Regions from separate parts of the Homo sapiens genome. Here region 1 is linked to region 2. A link is an interaction called in ENCODE POLR2A ChIA-PET data of the cell type or tissue named here. Cell type or tissue: HepG2. All regions are shown on one strand. Links, peaks and the distances in the headings refer to the core of each region. The heading gives the core; the rest is flanking DNA. Region 1 has its middle 22 kb from the start of LINC02702. Region 2 has its middle 93 kb from the start of CEP164.

Region 1 (4,383 bases), core at 267-4,266, 760 kb before region 2:
CGCCAGAAACAATGACTTCATTTGGGTCTTTCTCATTTAGTCTTTCTGAGGTGTTGGACGGCAGTGACACCTTCTCAAGGTCACTCTCCGGGCCGCATGACCTGGCGCTCCCCAGGCTTCCCTGCTGTTTCCAACTTTACCTCCTCCACCCCCTGTGAGGGCTCCTTTCCTTACTCCTAATGATGCTGTTTCCCAGGCGGCCACTTCCACCCTCTGCTTCTCTCTTCTCATCTCCACCCTCTGCCTCCCTGGGACTCTCATCTGCACCCTACCTCAGATGCCCCTTTCGCCACAGCTGCAGACCTCTCCCTTAGGTCTGGACATTGCCAACTGCCTGCTGGTCACAGCACCCGCATGTTTCCATTTATCTTGTCCAAAGCTGGGCTCACCGTCATCTTCCTGGAATCTCTCATCCTCCCTCTTAGTGAATAAGTCCACCCTCCACCTCGTCACCCAGGGACAGTCCCAGAAGGCCCCTAGCGTCCAGCTCTGTCTGGCCCAAAGCATGGTGGCGACAAGCCATGCCACATCCAGCTCCCTGGTTTGTCTGGGTGCTATTCCTTCAGTAGCTCGACCTCCACCCTGTCCCCCACCGTCTCTTACCTGGACCACCCAGGAGACATTTCTCCTGGTCTCCTTTCCTCCAGTTATACCCCTCTATAGTCTCCTCTCCCCAAAGAAGCCAACACGCTCTTCCTAAAAACACAGATTTCACCACATCACTCCTTCCAAACATGCGAGATGTGGGGTCCTCAAGAGAAAGGCCAACCTACCTAGTTTGTCAGGAAATGCATGTCACCACCTGGACAAGCCCTTCACTCTAACTCACCCCACCTGCTCCTCCCGTTCTAACTGCATCCTCTACCATAGCCTGCCCCAGCACCACCAAGCCCAAGACCTTCTTAGCCCTGAGCCCCATACCTGCATTCACACCTCTGGGTCAGTGCAGGTGAAATTCTCTTTTTACCTGGAAAAATCCTATCCATCTTCCCCAGGAACACTCCTTCTCCCCTTCCCCTGCCTCCTGAGGAAGGAAGGGCAAAGTGCCCCTGCCTCTTGGCCCCCAATACTTTTTCTTCCTCGAAGCCACTCTCCCTTGTCCCACTCATTTATTTCTGGTCTAACTCTCCTACTGGATGGTGAGCTTTGGGGGGGCCTAGCGTGGGGGCTGGCACTTGTAAAGGCACATGAGTTCTATAGAAGAACACTAGGTCCTCCTCCCCGCCCCTCCTCAGGCCAGGGTACTGCGGAGAGGCACACATACTGGGAGGTGCTGGGAGGCCCACGTTTCCACCCTGACACTCTCCCCAGAAAGGCTGCAGGGACATGGCCAACACCCCTCTCTGCTTCTCTGCCAAAGCTGATTTGCCTATAGCCTTGAAGGCACAAAGCCGGCAAGAACCCTCTCTGAGGTAGCAGGCCCTGCATGCTGCTGAGGGGGCCGAGGGGGCAGGAGAGGCAGATGGCCTATACAGCATCCTCCTCCTCCTGGGAGATGATGAGAAGGGGCCGGTGGCAAACAAGAAATCCTTCCCCTTCGCCTACTGATCCACGCCTTCCCTCAGAACTGCTTATCAGCATCTGTAATGATCACTGTGCCACCAGGTTCTGGGAATGTCTCCCCAGGGTGCAGTGGCAGCCTAGACTCAAAGTCAGTCCCACCACCACCTACAGTGGGATTCTCAGACTGCCTTCCCACTGCAAGGGAGTCCAGAGCCTGCACCCAGCCAGGGGGATGGGGGTGTCCCCTTCCTAACCTGAGGGCAGGGAAGCTTAGGGATCCACCAAGGTGAACTCACCAGAGCCATGCAGGTGCATAGTATTGTCCCTACACACACACACACACGTATCCAGTACAGATACAACCCCATAGGTATAGACAGCATGTACTGAGGCAGATACATATATGGGAATAAATGCCATCTGGCCACTTGCCTGGGGCCAAAGCCATTGCTTCCAGTTCACTTTCCTCCTCATGCTCCATTCAATCAAGAAGTACTACAGATTGGGCCCTTGCTGCATTCCTGGCATAGATCTAGATCCACACAGTACAGGCCCAAGGCAGGACAGCAAGACCCAAAGCAGGAAGAAAATTGTGGGGAGAGGAAGCAGGAGAACAGTCTGGGTACCCTGGCGACATTTGCCTGAGAAGGGAGGAGGCTGGTAAGGGGAGAGAAGGTGATAGGGGATTCTGGGAGCTATAGCAGAGCCAGGAGGCCCCCTCCCCCCGACTGCCCTGCTGCTCAAAGGCCCAGGGTATGCAGGGCAGCCTGTGCCCAGCCTTTGAGCCAGGTGAGTCAGCCTGACTTCTGAATATTCACCACTGCAGCAGTTCCACCATTCCCCACAGCCCACTCTGCACACAGCAGCCAGAATGGTCTTTCAAAATCTGATCTTATCACTCCCTGCTCAATAGTGTCCTATCACGCTCCGGACAAAGTCTGAAGTCCTTACTGTGAGCTAGAAGTTCCTAAGTGATCTGGCTTCTGCCCACATCTTAGCACTCCTGACACTGTAACATACATACATGTGCATTTATGTTGGTCTCCCCACAGAATGCCAGCTCCCTGGGCAAAAATATTGCAGTCCTCACTGCTATGTAGAGTCCTCACAGTATGTAGAGCAGCACCTGCCACATAGTAGATGCAGGATACGCCTTTACCGACTGAACACCTATTGCAAGTCAAGTCCTGGCAAGCACTGGGAATGGAGCATATGTGCTCACGATCCATGCTTGTCTCACTTAGCTTGGGGGTTCTTACCCTGAGATAATGAGGGGGTTTATGCAGGGGTTTCAGAGAGTCCTTGAACCCCCAGAAATTAGATGCAAAATGAGTTTATAAACACTTTTCTGGGGAGAGAATCCATGCCTGTTATCAAATACCCATAGGGGTAAGAGTCCAAGGAACTAGAGGGAAAAAGAGGGGACTGTCAATGACACTGTATGGGGTTTGTCCCCAGGGGGAGGGCCAAGCGGTAGCTCACACAGGCACAAACCTGACCAGATGCCAGGGAGGCAGGTGTGTGAGGAACCCCAGCAAGTGTGCACACAGGAATGTGCCTTTGCCATCCTGGAAGGCTTCCCCAGGGAGGTGATCAGAGCAGGCCTGAGAATGAGCAGACAACAGGCTTTCTGTGCAGACACTCTTCCTTCCTGGCCCCAAGGAAAAGGAAGTGGAGAGGATGAGGGGGTCTGGGGCAGGGCAGGGGGATGTCAGTGGAGGCTGATAGAAAATGGGAGGGGGACAGGTGGCCTATTTTGTAGCCCGGACTAGGCAAACATTGTCAAGGCCAGCAGCAGGGACACATGGTGAGGGGCAGAGACTTTGGGGTCCTGCAGACTTGGAGGTATTTAAAGCCATGGGACTGGAAGAAATTGTCTAGGAAGAGAGAGAAGAGAAGAAGTACAAGGACCGAGCCCTCAGAATTTGAAGAGATGAGCAAGAATCAGCAGAGGAGTTAAGAAGGGGGGTCTGAAGTCCAGGAGAGCTTCCCGGGGCCTGAAATCACTCTTGGCAGCTCAGACAATAATCACAAAATTATGGAAGCTGAAAAGCTAAGGGACAAGACAAGTGATAAATGACTTTGTGGACCTAAGAATGCTGAATCCACAGCTAGCAACAGGAAAAGCTGAGAATTAGTCCAATTTACACTGTAAAAGTCCACAAAAGCCTCAGGAACTGACAGTTCCAGACACCTCTGGAACGAGGGCTGGGGAGGAGGTGGTGAAGGCTGGGGAGGAGGTGGCGAAAACAGAAAGGACTAGAGGAAAGCCTTTTTGAGAAGCAGCTAGCAATGAGGCCATTCACTTAAACCTCTCTGAGACTGTTTCTTCAACTATAAATCTATAAAATGGGGATGACTGCCCATTTCACAGGGTTATTTTGAAACAGAAATAAGTCAAATGGAAAAAGTTCTTCACAATCACTGCCATAGCTTCCTCTCCTACCATTTTCTCTAGAACTCATTCTGATCAGGCTTTCATTCCCATGGCTCCAGGAGACATCATTCATTGAGGTGACCAATGACCTCTGTGCTGCCAGGCCCAAGGGTTACTTTTCCATCCCCATCTTACTCATCAGGCTGTTGGGCACAGGTGATCACTCCCTCTTTCCCGAAACCTCTGTGTCACTTGCTTCAGGGACACTACTCTGTCCTGTCTGTCCCTCTCCTTCACTGCCCTCTCCTTCTCGGTCTCCTCCCCCATTCCATGCTGCTGGGCAACTGCCCCCCACCCAACCCACTGCAGAACACTGGAAGTTTATTCTCTAGAAAGGGTCTCTACAGACCAAACAGCACAAATGAGGGGGTGAGTACCAGACCATAAACAACGGAAACCAGTTAGCATGTAACACTAAATATGGGAGCCAGAGACTTCCAGCC
Region 2 (4,383 bases), core at 110-4,109:
GTGGACTCACACAGAAAAAAATGTCCCTTTACTTCTTCCACATGATAGAATGAAATAGGGTCACAGAACCCTCTCCCGTCCGCTGCTTGTCCCCCTTATGAACATACATGAGTGTATGCACATGCAGGGGTTAAAGTGTAGTGCATGCACATTTGGATTCTCACAGGGCCTCTTACTAATAAAGTAGCCTCTGTTTGCTTACTACCAGCCAGTGCAAAGGCCTTTACCTATCTACAGCTCTCAAAGATCCTCATAGCAATCTTATGAGGTAGACAATGATCTCCATTTTACAAGATGAAAAAAGAAAGCGAGAGAGCCTTGGAAGGTTAAGCTATTAGGTTGCAGAATGAGAGTGCAAACCAATGGCCTGTAGTGCAGTTGTTCACGTAGGCACTTGTGTGGACACTGCACACCCTCATGAGTATGCGCCCTCCCTCCCGGCACAGGGATTGGAGGGCGAGGTTGGGGGCTGAGAAGGAGGTCCGGGGCAGCCTCTTTCTTTGTGTGAAGAGGGAAGGTCTCCCCAGGGAAGGCCTTCTGCTCTACCTACCCTTTCTCCTCCTCCTACGTGCTCTCTTCGGCTTCAGAGGCCGGCAGAGTCTGACTAAAGGCAAGACAGCGGTGGTGCCTTCAAATAAATAGCTGTTGTCTCATCCTCAGCCCCATTTCCTCTTGGAGAAAGTTGGCAGGCCCTGGGGCCACAACAGCATCCACTCTGTTGTAGCTACAAAGAGAAGATGGTAAGGGTAGTGCCCGGGTGCTCCCCTCCTCAGAAACCTCCTCCTGGGAGCAGTCAGACAGATCTGTGGCTCTGCCATTGACCACCTCTGTGCTCTGGACAAGTGACTGTCCAGCGACTCAGCGTCGGTGTCTTCATCTGAGAATGAGCTCATTCCATGCACCCTGGAACATCTGCTGGGCTGCCTGTTCTCCTCACCCCATGCCCCCAGCGCCTGGGAAGTGCCAAGCACACAGGAGACCTCCCTAAGCAGTAGGTATTCCTGCACCCAAGGCCCGTGATGAATTCCCTCCCACTCCCTGGCATTGCAGACCCTACCCTTTTCTTAAGCTCTGCCCAGGGACACCCTGAAGCCCTACAACGGCCCTAACTCCTAAAAGGAATCCCTGCTTGGCTCAAGGGCGATCTGACCCAGGCGGTTCCTTGGAGTCTGGGCTGGGCTGCGGTGACACCCCTGGTGCCCCAAAATCCACCGTGCACTCCTCTAGTCTCTGAATCCCCATGGAGGGGTGTCAGAGCCTGGCAGGCGTGGGACCTGTGCCTCCTGGGGAAGGAGGCTGAGGTGGGCAGGACCCAGGGTGTCAGGCAGAGTCAGACACTGTAGAAATGCCTGGGGGAGGGTGGGGATGGGAGACTTGTAGTCTAAGCTTGCAGGACCTGCCAAGTCCCCTCTCCCTTGGTGTTGCCGACAGAGCCCCATGGTGGCTGGAGGCCTGGCTTTCGTGCGGGGCATTGGTCTGAGGCGGCTGGCCGCAGTGGTGGCTGGTGGTGGCTGCCCGGGTGCTGAGCCCGGATGTGTCCAGTCAGCGCGTACTGGAGATGCCACTTGTCACAAAGGCCCTGGCGGGGCTCAGCTGGGGACACGCAGGGCCATGCCTGGAATGGTGCCATCCACCTCCACTGGGCCCAGGAAGGGTGGAGCTCAAGAGAGAAAGAATGGCACCCACAGAGGCAGGACGTCTTAGGGCAGAGCTCACCATCTGGGTGATGCCTCCTGGGGGAGGTGAGGCATTGGCCCAGCATGGATGGGGTGGCATTTTACTGCGCCGTCCACCCTTTCTGGTGACTCCCAGGAGTTGGGGGCCCAGTGCTAGCTCCTGGTTGGGACTGATGACAGTGAATTTGAGGACATCAGAGGCCTTCAGAGCTTCCCTTTCTGCACAGGCTGTGAATCCTCTTGGTGAGCTTCAGTAGGTTCTCTAGGGCAGCAAGGGACCTTCATATCCCACCTGCTTCCCTGGACACAAATCTGGGCAGGAAAACAAACAAACAAACAAAAGCTGGGCATGGTGTTCCTCGCCTGTAGTCCCAGCAACTCGGGAGGCTGAGGTGGGAGGATCGCTTGAGGCCGGGAATTCCAGGTTGAGCGCACCATGATTGCGCCACTGTACTCCAGCCTGGGCAACAGCAAAACCCTGACCAAAAAAAAAAAAAAAAAGAAAGAAAGAAAAGAAGAAACAACAACAGCAACAACAAAACCTGGGCAGATGAGGCAAATCCTGGCTTCTCTGGAATCTGACCCTCTGGTCTGCTGGTTTGTATCTTGTCTAATCCCCATTTCATAGTTAAAAGCTTTTTAACCTCATTATTTCCTTTCAGTCTTATCAACCTGGCAGCATGGGAGTTATTCTCGCATTTCATAGAAGCGGAAATTGAGGCCCATGAGGGCGAAGGTGCTTTCCCGAGGTCACAGAGCTGGCAAGGGAGCAGCAGGATTGACTCCGCAGCCCCTGCGTTTCCATCGCAGTGCCCGCCACATAGTAGGAACTCTACACATGGCGCCTTCTGGGGGCCGCCTGGCTTTCTGGAAAGGATCCGAAGTGGTTTGGTGAGCACCGGCTTTGGAATTCAAACCCTGGCTGATGCCTCTTGCCGGCTGAGTGGCCTTGTACAAGTCACCTGACCTCTTTGACTTCTTTCTTAGCCAATAAAATGGAGATCACACATCTTCAGGGCAGAAATTACAAACACATTAATTTCCCATCCATAGATCCTTCCCACGAATCACCAAAGAGGAGGCCTGCCTTGCCTGCGGTTTCTCCCACCTCCTCTGCCTCCCCTATGCCCAACTGTTGCTGTTTCCTAATGGAAAATGGGGGGAAATGAATGTGAGAGAACATTCCCCAGAGGAGAGGAGGGCGGAGCTGAGCAGGGCTGGAGAAGAGCAGGCAGTGTGTGGGGGGATGTGGGAGGCACAGGCTCCGTAGGGTGTCAGCGGGTGTCACTTACATCTGCTCTTCGGACCCCTTCAGGATCACAAAAACAAAAGCAGATAACTTGAGTTATTTAAAACTTTCGTTTTGGTGGCTGAGTGGATTGAGGTTCTTTGACTGGCACTACGGCCCTGAGACACCACCACTTGGGTTTTGTGCTTATAGGAGTTACTCTTTTTTACAGGGTAGTGGTAAAACTAGGAGAGTATCCGTGCTAAGTGGTTATCAGGGTGCTTGACTCAAGTAGACTCTCAGCAAACGGCAGCAGGCATGATGGTATTCTGTTGTGTTGTTTTCTTGTAACTTGGGGACACTATGCGGAGAGAACCAATGTTTCAGGAGATCTCGGCCTTCACTGGTCTACTCCTTGCCCGTTTCTCCCACTGTTTACCCTTTGTTCATCTATGTCTAACATATGTTGTGCTCCTATTAAGTCAGGCACTGTCCCTTCTCTGGAAGAGACAGTGGAACCCTTCTCTGCCCTTGGGGAGCCTGTCTGCTGAGGACGATGTTCAAATACCATCTGTGGAGGGCTTCTGAGTTGGGAAGGGATGAGACTTGTTTTGTGGTGCCCCCCAGGAGTGGCAGTACCGAGCCTTGTGAGTAGAAGTTGGAGGGGCCACCCAAGCTTAGTGTGAGGGAGGTTTTGCTGTTAGAGCTGTCACAGGTGAGATGTGCTGGCTGGGGAAGTGATGAGTTCTCCATCAGGAGGTGTGCACGGGAAGGCCAGACCACTCTTGCTGATTGCAGATGGAATTCCCAATTTGGGTGGAAGCGTGGACCAGGTGGCGTTGAAGGTCTCTTTGAGTCCTGAGATTGTGCGATTCTTAGAGACACTAAAACCAAGTATGGATCACCTCCAGGGTAATCCAGCTGGCATCTATTCCTCCTTCGGCCTAGAGTATTGTTGTCATTGCCCAGAAGAGGACATGGATTCTGGGAGGAAGGACAGAGCCCTGACTCAGGGTTCATGCTCAGCCTGGTTCTCCCACCCTTCTCCTACAGACACACAGATGCCCTCCTCCTCTCTAAGCTCACCAGCGTCTCCCTTTGCCTTTCCCACCCTTTACCTGTATAGGAATCCAATATGTAGGGTAAGAGGAGGTGACATGGTATGGTGGGTGACATGGTATGGCAGGCGGTGCGGGGGAGGATGCCCTGGGCCTGATCTATCAAGGGAGAATTTCTATGGGGAGCCAAGTTCCCCTTCATCTCCTGCATAAATTAAGATGATGCTAATTGTTGTAAAATAAACTCCAAAGTATCGGTGCTTACTGCAAGTTTATTTCTTGCTCACATAAAGTCCAGCTGGCATTGAAGGGGATAGAGGGGCCTCTGCGCTACATCGATGTATAAGCCAGGGTGATAGAGGATCTGCCATCTTCAATAAGTGGCTTCCAAGTTCACCTTGGGCATTGACTTACAGTTGGA

The links. ChIA-PET counts read pairs that join two places held together with the same protein. Peaks named below come from ENCODE experiments on the same cell type or tissue, not always from the same donor. Only the 100,000 strongest peaks of a DNase experiment are listed, where the experiment ranks them.
Region 1: POLR2A ChIA-PET joins it to region 2 with 7 read pairs; 1 of 35 experiments calls an interaction of 5 or more read pairs at or near these places.

The regions. Positions count from the first base shown.
Region 1 is chr11:116,658,888-116,663,270 of GRCh38, forward strand. No RefSeq gene overlaps it. Among named protein-coding and RNA genes, the nearest start is that of LINC02702, 22 kb to the left of the region's middle. In HepG2, for the core only: no CTCF peak of the experiment used is centred there; a DNase peak (open chromatin) is centred at 2,394.
Region 2 is chr11:117,418,734-117,423,116 of GRCh38, forward strand. No RefSeq gene overlaps it. Among named protein-coding and RNA genes, the nearest start is that of CEP164, 93 kb to the left of the region's middle. RefSeq lists an enhancer at 1,528-2,028. In HepG2, for the core only: no CTCF peak of the experiment used is centred there; no DNase peak of the experiment used is centred there; H3K4me3 peaks cover 658 bases; H3K27me3 peaks cover 959 bases.